2 separate regions of the Mus musculus genome follow, and region 1 is linked to region 2. The links are chromatin loops, found by intact Hi-C in ENCODE. Cell type or tissue: heart. All regions are shown on one strand. Each heading gives the region's core, and the rest is flanking DNA. Links, peaks and the distances in the headings are about the cores only.

Evidence for each region. Hi-C counts contacts between places; a loop is a spot of excess contacts. Peaks named below come from ENCODE experiments on the same cell type or tissue, not always from the same donor. Only the 100,000 strongest peaks of a DNase experiment are listed, where the experiment ranks them.
Region 1: it touches region 2 in a loop (1.9-fold over the local background); 2 of 42 quality-filtered maps call a loop at or near these places.

What each region holds. Positions count from the first base shown.
Region 1 is chr4:47,593,124-47,595,928 of GRCm38, forward strand. It overlaps Gm42284 (a long non-coding RNA gene), which reads right to left. Exons shown (of 3, transcript XR_881261.2): 3 at 2,003-2,284. Among named protein-coding and RNA genes, the nearest start is that of Gm32487, 8.4 kb to the right of the region's middle. In heart, for the core only: no CTCF peak of the experiment used is centred there; a DNase peak (open chromatin) is centred at 1,298; H3K27ac peaks cover 128 bases.
Region 2 is chr4:47,644,003-47,646,807 of GRCm38, forward strand. No RefSeq gene overlaps it. Among named protein-coding and RNA genes, the nearest start is that of Gm32544, 6.5 kb to the left of the region's middle. In heart, for the core only: no CTCF peak of the experiment used is centred there; a DNase peak (open chromatin) is centred at 1,249; H3K27ac peaks cover 827 bases.

The DNA.
Region 1 (2,805 bases), core at 281-2,780, 51 kb before region 2:
TGGGCTGTGGGAGAGGATTCTGAAATGACCCCACCTCTTTTGACCCTAGGTCCAGGTTGGCAAGCTCGGGGGATCCTGAGCAGTCCCAGGTTAGCATGGCTGGAGCCTGAGTCAGGTGTATTCTCAGGCTGTGAGGAGGGGCTTGGCATGCCCCTCAGCAAGGACAGGAAAGCCCTGAGGGCTCCCCCAGAGGCTCCACTTACCTCAGCCCCCACAGAGCCAAGAGCTTTATTTAGCCTCTCCGAAATCCCACAGACAGGGACAGTACTCCTGAGCTAGTGTCCTTGCTGTGGAAGAGGACAAAAGCTTGTGAGCGGGCTTTGCCCCGGGAAGACAGCCACCTGCCTCGTGCTTGCCCACTGTTTCATCTCAAGGGCTCGCACTTTTTAAAATGTTTAAAAATAACATTTAGCATATCTAATCTCGTTATGTAAGCAGGATGTATTCAGTGTAGAATAATTGGGAAACCCGAAAAAGGATAAAGCAGTCAGTTTAATCTTTACCACTATCCCACACATCAGAAATATATAAGCCCTGATAAAATGTTAGCATAGCATTTCTCACCTGTTATTGAGTCATGGGTGTGTATATAGCTCTATAGAGCATAAGCAAAATATATTTCATCTAAAACTACAATAGGACTGCCATTTAAGAGGCATGGATCAAAGAATACAACTCGTAATATTGTCCAATGCAGTGCATTTCACATGAGAATCACTTCTGTGATGGGCAATGAAAGTATTTCCCGACCTATGGACTCTGCATGTCCTTTGCCTCCTCATCTCGTAAGATGTCACCAGTCTCCTGACCTCTATCATTCCAGTCTGCACTGGGCTGTGCTTGAGTGTTGTATGGAGTCCTAGAGCAAAACTTCTCTGTTGCCTAACGTGTGGCATTTACTACAGCCCTGACCCAGTAAAGGCACTCTGCCCTGCTGTCTTAATGTATGTTAAACTGAGTGAATGAATAGCTGCTTGAATAGAATGGGCTTTGCTTATTGTCTTATGTGGTGGCCTCTTAACAGGTCACTGTGTTTTCCAGTAACCGCCTGATCGGCCACATGGAGAAGAAAGAGAAGGCAGGTGGCTAATACAACAGCCAGTGCTGAGAATAGAGGATGACCTGGACTGTAGGGGCATCGGGGAGAGTTAGGAGGGAGCAGGCTGCTGTCTGCCTGGCACATGGGCAGGCAGGACTGGTGCCCCAGGAGTGGCAGGACAGGGGGTGTATTTTTAGAATCCCCATCACACAGAGTAGCCACTTGACACTGTGGTCATCTCACTGCTCTAGTGGTTCCTAGCTCCATGCTGAGCCTCCACCCTGGATCAAGCAGTCCTTAACCTCCTGCCGGCCTGCCAAGGAAGCACGTGAGAAGCACGCTTAGGAGCCAGAGGTGATGATCAGCACAGAGCAGGAGGACTGTGATGTTTCCAGAAAACACTTCGCAGAGTGCAAACGCTTCAGGTTATGTGAGATGGGAACTCTTGTACTGCATCCCAAAAAAGAGTTGTTATGTTATGGGACCAGAGTCTTGGCACCGATACGAGTATATGAGGCCGTCATTTAAGGTCACAAGGTTCGAAGGTGGAATGATGTGTTTGAGTACTGGGTCCCTGCCTGGTAGCTCCTTATTTGGGGGGGGGGGTTGGGGAACCTTTAGCATGTAGGGCCTAGCTGGAAGAAGAGATTCACTGGAGGGTGGGCCTTAAGAGTTATAACCTTGTTCTACCTCTGACCTCAACCCCGCTCTGCTTCCTGTACATATGGTCAAGTTACTGTCTCCTCCCCGTCCCTGCCTTCCCTACCATCATGGACCATATCCCCTAAAGCCATGAACCCAAATAAGTTCTTCCTCCCTTTCAGTGCTTCCTGTCAGGCCGTTGGTCATGGTGACAAGGGGAACGATAGATCCCTCCTACCCCTGACTACATTTATAACATATAGTCAGGGGTTACCCCTCCTTTTCTCAACGGTGTAATCATCACCATAGCCATTATCATCTCTTTCTGGCCCTTTTAATTACTTTCTCTTGTCTGCATTAAAAAAAAAAAAAAAGGCATGTTTTCACTATTGAGTCCTTGCTGGCCTGGAACTTACTATGGAGACCTGGCTGGCCTTGAACTCAGAGATCTGCCTGCTTATCCTTCCTAAGTGCTGGGATTGGAGGTGTTCACCATCATTCTTGCCTTCCATCTATTCTTGCTTCACTCCTCGTTTTCATTTCACTCTATAGCCAGAGGTGGGGTGCTCTCTGCAGCTGTGATCTTTTCGATGTGGCTGGACCCTGAAGGAAAAAAGAGCAATATTACTGGCTCGGGATGTAACTGCAGCAGTAGGAGAGGGTTTCTGGGCTATGTTGGTAGGATCAAGAGCTATAGAAAGGCAATATCCTGGGACCCTGTGATGGGCTGGGAACTTTGATAGAAATTTCTGGGGTCTGCTCTGACATGGCGCAGGTAGACCTAATACCAAATGGGATTTTATTACTTGCCAGACATTTCATCGCCTAGGGTAATTAACAGGCTTTGGGAGATGAAGGGGGTGAGAAGAAGGGTCTTATTCCGGAATGACTTTGGGGATCCAGCAAATTAGATCACAACGAGTCATTGAGGTCAAAGACTGTTGTGTTATACATTTTAAACCATAGACAAATTAGCCTTAAACAAGCCATTGGGACAGCCAGGGTTGACTCCGAGGTTTTCTGCAGAGCGTGACCTGGCACCGTTTGTCTGTGCTGAAGGCAGCAGCCCGGCAGTCAGCAGTTTTGGGGGCTTCCACTTGGAAGGTGCCCACCGCTCAGCTGAC
Region 2 (2,805 bases), core at 157-2,656:
ACTGCTAGCAATGCTTCTGTAGTTGTCCTGATCAAGTCGAGGTGAAGTTCCATAGGCCTGGAATCTCATCAAGGAACAGTTCACATCTTGGAATAAGGGGTCTTGACTCAATCATTTCATGAATGTAAGTGTGAGAAGCACAGGGACTGGGCAGGCAGTGTGGATACTGCCTATGGGTACCAAAGATTCACAAGGCCTCAGATCTATATGGGTTGCACATGATAGCAACTCAACTCCAGATGTTTTGCACACATAAGTAAAAGAACCTGTTAGCTCACAGGGCCATGGGATTGAAGGGGTTTTCCTTTAGGGTGGCTGGATTTTAAGTTCGCACAGCATCCAGAAGCTCTCCCATCCCCTCTGTCTCTCTCATCTTCGACTGCCTGCCTGTGTATGGGCTCCATTCCAAAGCAAACCATTTCCTCAAAGACCAGAGGACCATTGGCTTCATTAACAAAAATTCCAGGGTGATATATATTGGTACTGCATGGGTCCCAGATCTGGTCCTGCCCTGAGTTCTGAGAAGGCAGAACAAACCAAGAGGAGGATGTCCTGGTACTTGCAAAACACTTTACTGACTGGGCTATCTCTGGGTTTGTTAAAGCAAAGGATTCCCAAGAAACCCTGACAGGAGTGGGAAGGGAGTCACTGAGGTGGTAGAATGGGCACTGAATGAGGCCTGTTTTTATGTAAGCGTGAAATGTGAATAGAATTCCAGGTCTATTTCTGACCCACTCTGTCCCTCTTCGACAAATCGTTTCTGGGGTCTTTCCCTCCCAGTTGCCAGGATGTCGTATAGGATTGAGGTAAAACACATGGGGTCAAATTGCCATGGTAGCCTTGACTGCTGTCAGTAGTGACTAAGAGCTGTGTTCAGAAACTCAGCCTCCCAACAGACAGTTCAAATGTGGACACACTGTGCAGTGAGGGTCAGCCATATATAGCACAGAAACACATTCTAGAGAAGAATCACTTAAATCTGAAATGTGAACTTTGAAGAAAAGGACAGAGTGTGGCATGTAGGAAAGCAGGCACACTCTGGAAGTGCTCGGAGCAGAGAGGACAATCATGTAGGAGGGAAAGCTGGGACACAGGCCTCTGCTGAGTGTTCAGCAGGAGGAGACTCTGGGTGTGGCCTTTCTAGGCCCTGGCCATTCCCAGACCTCTCCACTTTTGGTTTTACACTGTGAGGGCCAAGGAGTTGGGTGAGGCTCCAGGCAGATGGCAACCACACACCACAGCCACGCTCCCTGCTGACACTGAGGGCTGTCTGGTTTTCCTCACTGTCATGTTGGGCTCTAAGTCACCCACTTAAGTCACCACTGGACAGGGAGAAGCTTGCAGCCTGCTTGCCAGAGCCCCATCCACCTCAGCCATTAGTGTGTTTAACAGCACTGGCCCCATGCTGACTTCTGACATGCAGCAATTAATCCCTCTCCACTCAGAAGGGGCTATTCACAGAGCTTGATTCAAAAACATTACTGTTCCAGTTTGGGAAAAAAATGCTCCATTGTTGACTAGGTAAGCCATTTGTTGTTTTGGGAAAAGCCTCTGGTCTTCACCCTACCTTTTATATAAATCCTAGGCGCATTATGGATTTACATATAATGTATGGTGTCACAAAGACTTTATAAGATGAACACTTAAGCAACATTTATATATGCTGAGAGCAGAAAGGTCTGTTCTGTTGCCAGAGGCAGAATAAGATTAAGGCTCATGAATTTCTTCATATAAAAATGTTTATACATGTGTGGCTCCAGTCAATAGAATAAATGTGTTTAAATGTAAATAAAATGACAGGTTTGAGGTTGGCACTTACAATGTCCGAGGGTCGCTACCTTACAACAAAGTCCAGGGTGCTGATAGTAATGGCATTAGTTAGTATTTATTTCTACGGGCCAGGCATTGCATTACCACGTGAACTCTATTTAATTTACAAAGGAAAAGAAATCAAATGGCAAAGAAACACAAAAGAAGTGGTCTGTTTTACTTCTGCAAGTGAATGTTCGCACTCATGGGTTGCTGTTGGGAACCTTCAAAAAAAAGGGGAAATTGTCAAAAACCAAAGCAGAAATCCATCCCCATGTCTAGGAGTGTGCCCTGGCAAAATAATTAAGAATACGCAAAATGATAGAGCTATGAGATGCTGTTTTCACAGTAAAGATAGGAGTCAATTTAAATGCTCAGTAACGGAAGGTTTGTTAAGTAAGCTGTCATACACCCATATGAGTGAGAGCTTAACCCGGCACACATTGAGCATCATGCGGCAGCTGTGCGTTTGCTAAGAGGTTCCCCATCTATTGTTTACAAATAGAAGCAAACTCTAGAACTGTACATTCAACATGCAAAGCACCCCTCTCAAAAAATAGGGGGCGGGGGAGAAAAAGCCTAGGGAGAAATAGACCAAACACCACAGCGATAAAGTTGTCTCCAGGTGGTAAAATTAGAGGAGGCTTTAATTTTTCCCATTTCTGGTTGTGCAAAATCTTTTCTAAGTTTTCTGTACTGGGTGGCTATTGCTATGAAATAATGTCACTGCTCACTGACAATTCCTGTGAGGATTGGACAGTGCAATAGAACGTGCTTCAGGTGCCTTCCGGTAATAAGTGCTACACACATCTTCAGTGACAGGGAACTCACTGCCCATGACAGGCAGCCACAAATGGGTGATGTCTGCAAACAAGTCTAGAATGACTCCCTGGTTATTTACCAAGTTTCCTGTCCATTTCCACAGGTCTCTGCTTACTGGGGATGTCTGTGGATTCACTTTTAATTTTTATGTGTATGTTTACATGCATACTAACT